2 separate regions of the Homo sapiens genome follow, and region 2 is linked to region 1. A link is an interaction called in ENCODE POLR2A ChIA-PET data of the cell type or tissue named here. Cell type or tissue: K562. All regions are shown on one strand. Links, peaks and the distances in the headings refer to the core of each region. The heading gives the core; the rest is flanking DNA. Region 1 has its middle 22 kb from the start of TAF8. Region 2 has its middle 20 kb from the start of CCND3.

Evidence for each region. ChIA-PET counts read pairs that join two places held together with the same protein. Peaks named below come from ENCODE experiments on the same cell type or tissue, not always from the same donor. Only the 100,000 strongest peaks of a DNase experiment are listed, where the experiment ranks them.
Region 2: POLR2A ChIA-PET joins it to region 1 with 12 read pairs; 11 of 35 experiments call an interaction of 5 or more read pairs at or near these places.

Annotation. Positions count from the first base shown.
Region 1 is chr6:42,026,624-42,031,011 of GRCh38, forward strand. It overlaps a transcript of CCND3 not described here. Among named protein-coding and RNA genes, the nearest start is that of TAF8, 22 kb to the right of the region's middle. RefSeq lists enhancers at 1,582-1,641, 1,882-1,941, 1,928-2,222, 1,968-2,262, 2,002-2,051 and 2 more. In K562, for the core only: no CTCF peak of the experiment used is centred there; DNase peaks (open chromatin) are centred at 922, 1,668 and 2,108; H3K4me3 peaks cover 1,420 bases.
Region 2 is chr6:41,959,564-41,963,951 of GRCh38, forward strand. It overlaps a transcript of CCND3 not described here. Among named protein-coding and RNA genes, the nearest start is that of CCND3, 20 kb to the left of the region's middle. RefSeq lists a silencer at 1,337-1,534. In K562, for the core only: no CTCF peak of the experiment used is centred there; a DNase peak (open chromatin) is centred at 2,288.

The DNA of each region.
Region 1 (4,388 bases), core at 289-4,288:
CCCTAAAATCCACTTTCCCTTCTTGTACCTTTGGTACTAGAAGCTCCACTATGTATGTTCCCCAAACTCCCTGTCAGCTAAGTGTGGCATGTGATCAGCTGGTGACCAAAGGGATGTCATCTGGCAACTTTGAGGTCATGCTCTGAAAAGGAAGGGCAGTGCCTTTTCTTTCTCGTCACTTTCCTCCCTCCCCACTGGCTGGCTGACGGACCCAGCAGCCATGGTGGGATGCCATCTCCCACACGCAAGGGCACAGGAGGGGCTTGGGCCCTCAACACCACCAAGGGGTCAGATCACCCACCCGGATCTGTATGGGAGAAATTTCCATTTTGCTAAGCCACTCTTGTTGGAGTCTGTGTTACAGCAGCCTAACCTCCCCTAGTTCCTATCCCAGCCCATTCTTTGGTGCCAAGATGCTGATGGGTAAAGGCGTGAAAAAGGGGCCTTGTCCTCATCCATGTCTCCAGCCCTTCACCTCCATCAGGTCAGCTTCCCAAGTGTCTGAGTGCCTTCCAGGTGGTTAAGACACCACTAGGCCGGGCGCGGTGGCTCATGCCTGTAATCCCAGCACTTTGGGAGGCCGAGACGGGCAGATCACGAGGTCAGGGGATCGAGACCATCCTGGCTAACACGGTGAAACCCCATCTCTACTAAAAATACAAAAAAATTAGGCAGGCTTGGTGGCAGGCGCCTATAGTCCCAGCTACTCGGTAGGCTGAGGCAGGAGAATGGCGTGAACGCGGGAGGCAGAGCTTGCAGCGAGCCGAGATCGCGCCACTGCACTCCAGCCTGAGTGAGAGAGCGAGGCTCCATCTCAAAAAAAAAAAAAAAAAAGACACCCGACTCCACCCCCACCTAATGCCAAATGAGGTTGGAGGTGAATGTCTCTCTCACCATACCCAATTTATTCCTCCCTCGAACTGACCATTTCTCAATTGCGTATCTCCTTCCCTGCTCAGGAAACCACTGTACTCAGGCCAACCCAACCCATGGGGAAGGTGGTAAGGAGGGCAGAAAGTGTGTGGGCTTAACACCAGAGCCCAAATCTCCTCCTCACTGCTCACCAGCTGTGTAACCCTGGACAGATCTCTTAGCCTCTCTAAGCCTCAGTTTTTTTTGTTTGTTTGTTTGTTTGTTTTTGAGACAAGAGTTTTGCTCTTGTTGTCCAGGCTGGAGGGCAATGGCTCAATCTCAGCTCACGGCAACCTCCGCCTCCTGGGTTCAAGCAATTCTCCTGCCTCAGCCTCCCAAGTAGCTGGGATTACAGGCTCCTGCCACCACACCCGGCTAATTTTGTACTTTTAGTAGAGACGGGGTTTTTCCACGTTGGTCAGGCTGGTCTCAAACTCCCGACCTCAGGTGATCCGCCCACCTTGGCCTCCCAAAGTGCTGGGATTACAGGCGTGAGACACCACGCCCGGCCGCCCGTTATGAAATGGGGGTAAAAATTGCTTACAGGTTTGTGGAGAGAAGATTACAAACTTGTAAAGTCCCTAGCACTGTGCCTAGCATGTGGTAGGTGCTCACTAAATCGTGGCTGCTCTTACTATGATGCTAAGCATGGGAATACGGAGGACACAGCTGGAGAGGAGACCTGATGACCTCCCTGGTGGAGGGTGGCCAGGGAAGGAGTGGAAGAGAGAGCTGGGGAGAGGAAACTGTGGCCATAAAGAGGAAGAGAGAGGCAGAGCTGGAGGTGACATCAGGGGAGAGAGAGGAGTGGGTTCGGCGATGGCCATGCTGGGCGAGGTGTGGAGAGCACAGCTGTGCTATCTATCAGCTGCCTCCAGCTCAGACAATTCCTGTGCCCATCTCATTTTTGTCTGCCCATCGCCTCTGCCGGGTTGGACACCCTTACCACCACGGTCACCGTTGCCACACTGTCGGCTGCTATTTCTTGCCTCATCTTCCTTCCTGCTCATGATATGGCAGAAGGTGGCAAGGGAAGCAGCTGCCCTCCGCCAGCAGCCTCCCTGCCACTGAAGGCTGAAGCTGTCCACAGGCATGGGTAAAGAGCTCAGGCTCCAAAGACAGATGAGCTGGGTTCCGTTCCCAGCTCTAGCACTTAGGAGCGGGATGACCTCAGCAAGGGAGATGACTCAGCTAAAGCTTCAGTTTCCTTATCTGCACAGTAGGGATAACAGGGCTGTTGAGAAGAAGGAATGAGATTATGCGTGGTAAGCACCCAGCCCAGCACAATGTCTGGCACACAGCAAGTGTTCAATACACGTTCGTGTTCGCTATTTTCAAGGCCAAATAGGTTTGTGACCTGTGCAGCCACACAGGGTCCCATGCTCAGGACGGGTCCCAAACTTGGTTAATGCTCTGTCACCACCACCTTGAAACGGTTTTTTTTTTTTTTTCCTAAGAGACAGGGTCTCACTCTGTTGCCAAGACTGTAGGATTGCAGTGGCATGATCATAGCTCACTGCAGCCTCGAACTCCTGAGTTCAAGTGATTGTCTCACCTCAGCCTGCTGAGTAGCTAGGAATACAAGCAGGCACCACCAGCTATTTTATTTTTTAATTTTTTTTTTTTTTATTATTTTTTAGAGACAGGGTCTCACTATGTTGCCCAGGCTGGTCTCGAGTTCCTGGCCTGAAGAGATCCTCCCGCCTTTGCCTCCTAAAGTGTTGGGATTACAGGCATGAGCCACTGCACGCAGCCTTGAAATTCTTAATAGTTTTTGAACAAGGGCTCTGCAAACTATGTAGCTAGTCCTGGCTATTATTAACATATATTTATTGAGTCTGCTGGCTGGCAGTGGCTATAGAAGGGGACACCTGTCCAGTAGTTTGTTAAAGATGTGGGACATTAGACGGCCTTGGGAGCCTCAAAGGAGGGATTTAAATACAGTGATGTGGCACCATGCCAGGTTGCCAGCAATTAGAGACTAAGAGGGCAGTGAGACCCCCACACATACTCTCACTGGGGCCGGGCACAGTGGTTCATGCCTGTAATCCCAGCACTTTGGGAGGCCGAGATGAGCAGATCACCTGAGGTCAGGAGTTTGAGACCAGCCTGACCAACTTGGTGAAACCCCATCTGTACTGAAAATACAAAATTAGCCAGGCATGATGGTGCATGCCTGTAATCCCAGCTACTTGGGAGGCTGAGGCAAGAGAATCACTTGAACCTCGGAGGTGGAGGTTGCAGTGAGTCAAGATCACAACATTGCACTCCAGCCTGGGCGACAAGAGTGAAACTCTGTCTCAAAAAAAAAAAAAAAAAAATTCCTCTCACTGGGCACTGGGGATGGATGGGGGTGCCCTCCCTGCAGACAGCCAGGACAATGGGCAGCCTCTGGAATGCACCATGCCTCCCTATTTCAACCATTCTCCCACCAAGGGCAAAGATGTCCAATGTACCTGAGGCAAACACTCACCCATCTGCCCTGTGGGTCCAATCCTCTGTGCAACCAGGACAGAGGCCATGCACAGCTCAGGAATACAGGTGTGTCCACGGAGGCCTACATCTTCAGGATATGGAGGGACACGTGGTAAACCAGTGCTGCCCCAAAGCCCCTAGGTGCCCATGTCCATCTGGGTCTTGCCGCTCAGGTTGGAGCTGGTATGGGGGTAGCACAGAAGAAGGGGTGCTCATTATACTTGTGGTGGCCTGAGGGATTGGTCCAGCTCCAGGAGACAGAAATATCTGCTCCTTCTCTTAAATTTTAAATCCCAGGGTAGTATGTCTAGAAAGTAATATGGGGTGTTTGGGGCAGTGACTTGAACCCTCAGGAAATATGGAGCCTTCTGGTTGTTCTGTGGAGCTGGGGATACCCCTAGATACTATGATGAGGCTATGATGAGGCATGACCTCCCAGAGCTGTGCAGAGACCACCTCAGGAGGCACATCTGGTACCTGCTGTCTGTCTCCCCTACTGGACTGTGGGCTCCTGGAGGGCAAGGCCCACCCACAGTGAGGCTGACCAGATGTGCACAGACCCGGCCTCCAGGACCACTCCACTGTCTCCTCTCCATGCCCCAGGTCCTGCCTCGCCTTCCCCAGACTCACCACCACAGCCTGGCCCTCTTGTGTTCCCAGGCCTTCCTGGAGCGGCCCAGGGGAGAGTCTGAGGGTGGCCCAGCCCGGCAGGTGGAGTCCAGCCTGGAAGAGGCCCCTTTCCATCTGCCTCCGGCCACCTGTCCTGAGTACTCACTCCTTCCAGACAGCTGGAGAGCGGCCCCAGAGCCTCTGGCTCAGGGGACTGGGGGAAGGAAGGCAGCTCTAAGGGAGCTGAGCCAAGGCTGGAGGGGAGGCCCCTGGAGCGGGTGGGAACACTGAGTGTGCGTGGATGGGGGTGGGGTGCAGGAAGGCACTTGGGAGAAGTGGGAATTGGGGGTGGGGTCAAAGAGTGGAATGTGGAGCTCATTCTCCTGGGGGCA
Region 2 (4,388 bases), core at 141-4,140, 67 kb before region 1:
ATCCCAGCTACTCGGGATGGGGGCTGAGGCAGGAGAATCACTTAAACCAGGGAGTCGGAGGTTGCAGTGAGCCGAGATTGCGCCACTGCACTCCAGCCTGGCGACACAGCAAGACTAAATCAGGCCAGGCGCGGTGGCTCACACCTGTAGTCCCAGCGCTTTGGGAGCCTGACCACGAGGTCAGGAGCTGGAGATCAGCCTGGTCAATATGGTGAAATCCTATCTCTACTAAAAATACAAAAATTAGCTGGGCATGGTGGCACGTGCCTGTAGTCCCAGCTGCTTGGGAGGCTGAGGCAGGAGAATCGCTTGAACCTAGGAGGCAGAGGTTGCAGTGAGCTGAGATCGCGACACTGCACTCCAACCTGGGCAACAGAGCGAGACTCCGTCTCAAAAAAAAAAAAAATGGAAACAACCCAACATTTGTGGACATATGAATAAATGAAATAATATGGCATATGCATACAGTGGAATATCATTTAGCCATAAAAAGGAGTGCAGTATTGATGCATGCTACAACACGGATGAGTCCTGAAACCATCACGGTAAAAGTGAAAGAAGCCACGTACAAAAGACCACATATTAATATGATTCCACTTATTTGGAACATCCAGAACAGGCAAATCTATAGAGACAGAAAGCAGATTCATGGTTGCCAGTGACTGGGTGGTGGTGATAATGGAGAGTGACTGCTAATGGGTCCCAAGTGTCTATTTTGGGGAGGATGAAAATGTTCTAAAATTAGATTATGGTAGTAGCTACATAGCTCTGTAAGCATGCTAAAAACTAAAAAGATTGTACTTTCGATAGGTGAATGCTATGGTATGTAACTTATAACTCAATAAAACTTTTTTATAAAGGATTCCAATTTGGATAATAAATTACATGGTCATCTTCTCTCCAGGGAGGCCTCTAACACGAGTGATTGAGAGCACGGGGGCTTTGAAGTTGACAAACCTGGGTGTGAATCCCACCTCTACCACTTGTGTGTGACCGGGGGAAATTATCTGATTCCTCATCTGCAAAATAGGGGAGTACTATCTACCTCAGAGGGCATGAAAAGTGCAAGGAGACCCCCAACCTCCATGTTGAAAGTGCTTAACTTTTAGTAGATATTTACATTGGCAAAAATCTGGTACATGGTGGATGGATGGACAGAGGGATGGATGGTGTAAGCTTGAAGCAACTCAAGATTCAGAGAGCAAATTATACCCATTCCTTCAAACAAGATGTTCTCCTTAAAAGGCTGGCCTCAACGTCCAAGCAAAGCAGGGGACCAAGATCACCACTGCCACCCATTCTGTTCAGTCATTCAATCCCCTTGCTAGTGTTCTGTGCCTCACAGGGCACAGCTCTAGGCTAAGCTTCCTGGAGAATAATGGGGGAGAACTCAGGATCTCCACTTTCAGGAGTTTCCCCTCAGCAGAGGGAAGCTGGTCATGTGCAGGGGAAGAGGACAGCACACACAAAGGCCAAGGAAAGAAGCACAGGCTGAGCAGAAGCAACCCTCGTTTCTGAGCAAACAATCCAGGGGAGGTCAACTCTGCTGTCTCCATGAGATGTGGGGACATCGGATGCTGAGCCCTGTCAAACAATCCCAGCAATGCCTTCATCAAAACAATCCTTGTGGCCGAGCGTGGTGGCTCACGCCTGTAATCCCAGCACTTTGGGAGGCTGAGGTAGGTGGATCATCTGAGGTCAGGAGTTCAAGACCAGCATGGCCAACAAAGCGTGGTGTCTCACACCTGTAATCCCAGCACTTTGGGAGGGTGAGGCAGGCAGATCACAAGGTCAGCAGTTTGAGACCAGCCTGGCCATCATGGTGAAACCTTATCTCTACTAAAAATACAAAAATTAGCTGGGCATGGTGGCAGGCGCCTGTAATCCCAGCTACTCGTGAGGCTGAGATGGGAGAATCGCTTGAAGCCAGGAGGCAGAGGTTGCAGTGAGCCGAGATAGCGCCACTGCACTCCAGCCTGGGTGACAGAGTGAGACTCTGTCTCAAAAAACAACAACAACAAAAACAACAACAACTAACAGTCCTCGCTTACGTTAGCCTTCCGAACTGCTCCTCCACAGCTCCTTCATTGCCTCCCTCTAGATAAGCCAAGTCCCTGTCTGCTCATACACCTCCTCTATTCCTTCAGCCTCAGCTTTGACATTGCTCCAGCTCTACCCTCCACCCCAAACTCCCAGCCCACATCCCCACCTGGATGTCACACCCGGTACCTCAAACTCAAGATGCTCAAATCCTGTCCCTGTCCCTTCTCTTGTGTATTGTGTGTCAGTTCACAGTGATCTGCTGAGTCACCCAAGCTGAAAATGCTGACATCATTCTTTCTCAGCTCCTCCTGCTCCTACAGTTTCCACATCAACCTGTAAGCAGGACCTGTCATCAATACTTCCAAAATGTCTCTGGAATCTGGTCCTTCCACTCAGTGCTCAGGTGCTCCCATCTAATACTTGGACTCCTGCAATAGCCTCTCTTCCACCAGTTACCATCTCTAACCTGTGCTCCCCACAACTGCCCAAGCAGTCTTTCTTTTTTTCTTTTGAGTTGGAGTTTCACTCTTGTCGCCCAGGCTGGAGTGTAGTGGCACGATATCGGCTCACTGCAACCTCCGCCTCCCAGGTTCAAGCGATTCTTCTGCCTCAGCCTCCCCAGTAGCTGGGATTACAGGTGCGTGCCACCACCCTGGCTAATTTTTATATTTTTAGTAGAGACAGGGTTTCACCATGTTGACCAGGCTGGTCTTGAACTCCTGACCTCAGGTGATCCACCTGCCTCGGCCTCGCAAAGTGTTGGGATTACAGGCATGAGCCACTGCGCCTGGCTGCCCAAGCAGTCTTTCAAAGACTTCAGGAATGCACATGTGCTTCTTTTGCTCCCCAAAACCTTAAAACCAGACTAGGCACAGTGGCTTACACCTGTAATCCCAGCACTTTGCAAGGCCAAGACAGGAGGATCGCTTGAGGCCAGGAGTTTGAGATCGGACTGCACAACCTAGCAAGACCCCGTCTCTACAAAAAAATTAAAAATTACCTAAATGTGGTGTGCACCTATAGTCCTATTTACTGAGGAGGCTTAGGTGGGAAGATTACTTGAGCCTGGGAGGCTGAGGTTGCAGTGAGCTGTGATCATGCTACTGCCCGCCAGCCTGCGTGACAAGAGTGAGATCCTGTCTCAAAAAAATAATTTTTTTTTGAGACGGAGTCTTACTCTGTTGCCCAGGCTGGAGCGCCATGGCGCAATCTTGGCTTACCACAACCTCCACCTCCCGGGTTCAAGCGATTCTCCTGTCTCAGCCTCCCAAGTAGCTGGGACTACAGGCGCGTGCCACCATATGCCCAGCTAATTTTTGTATTTTTAGTAGAGACGGGGTTTCACCATGTTGGCCAGGATGGTCTCAATCTCTTGCCCTCGTGATCTGCCCGCCTCGGCCTCCCAAAGTGCTGGGATTACAGGCATGAGCCACCACGCCTGGCCAAAAATAATTTTTTTAAAGGCTGCCATGACATGACCTAAATTCTCCGTCCAGCCTTATCTTTGCTTCCCCAACACACAGGCATCTACTCTCCAGGTCCCTGAGTGGCCCAGCATTGATGCTTTTGCTCAGCTCACACACTTCTTTCTGCCTAAAATCCTTCCCCAATCTCCACCTCTTGAAATGCTCCATGTCCTTCAAGGCCAACTCAAATATCACCTCTGCAAAGAGCCCCAGAGGTGGCTTGAAGGAAGCTCTTGAAGGAGCTTGAAGGAAGGTGTGATGTGAGACACACAGGTTGCCCACAGAGGCTACCCTAATTGCTGACTAGTAAAGGGGAATTTGCCTTGGCCAAGTCACACTATTTCAGGGTCTGGGTCTCAGCTTTACATAAGGAAAAGTGTGCTTTATTGAAGCTGCCTGAAGAGTACACACAATCTCACTGTCTCTAATACAGACCACAGAAATGAATACACAAAGCAGAAAAGCAGAGGCAACAAGTGAAGCTGGATACCAAGGCAGGCAATCAGCCATGCTGTCCTTGACACAGGAGGCCAAACTCCAATCAGAGGGGGAGGTGGTGAACGTGGAACCACTTGCTAAGGCAGCTACTGTGTCCCACAAAACATGGTAAAGAAGCATGGTTCAAGAGGTATGAGTCAAGAGTTACAGAACCTGGGTTTGAAACCTAGCTCTGCCACTTAGTCTGTGACTCTGGATAACTTACCTGGACTCCATCAAATGGAGGAAGAAACCATCAAATAGTCCCCTTTGAGCTGGCTGTTCCCTCTGCCTGGACCACTCTTTCCCTAGATCTCCACATAGCTCCTTTCCTCACTTCCCTCAGTCTCTGCTCCATTTTCACCTTTCCTGATCTTCTGAGATAAAACAGGGACTCTTCCC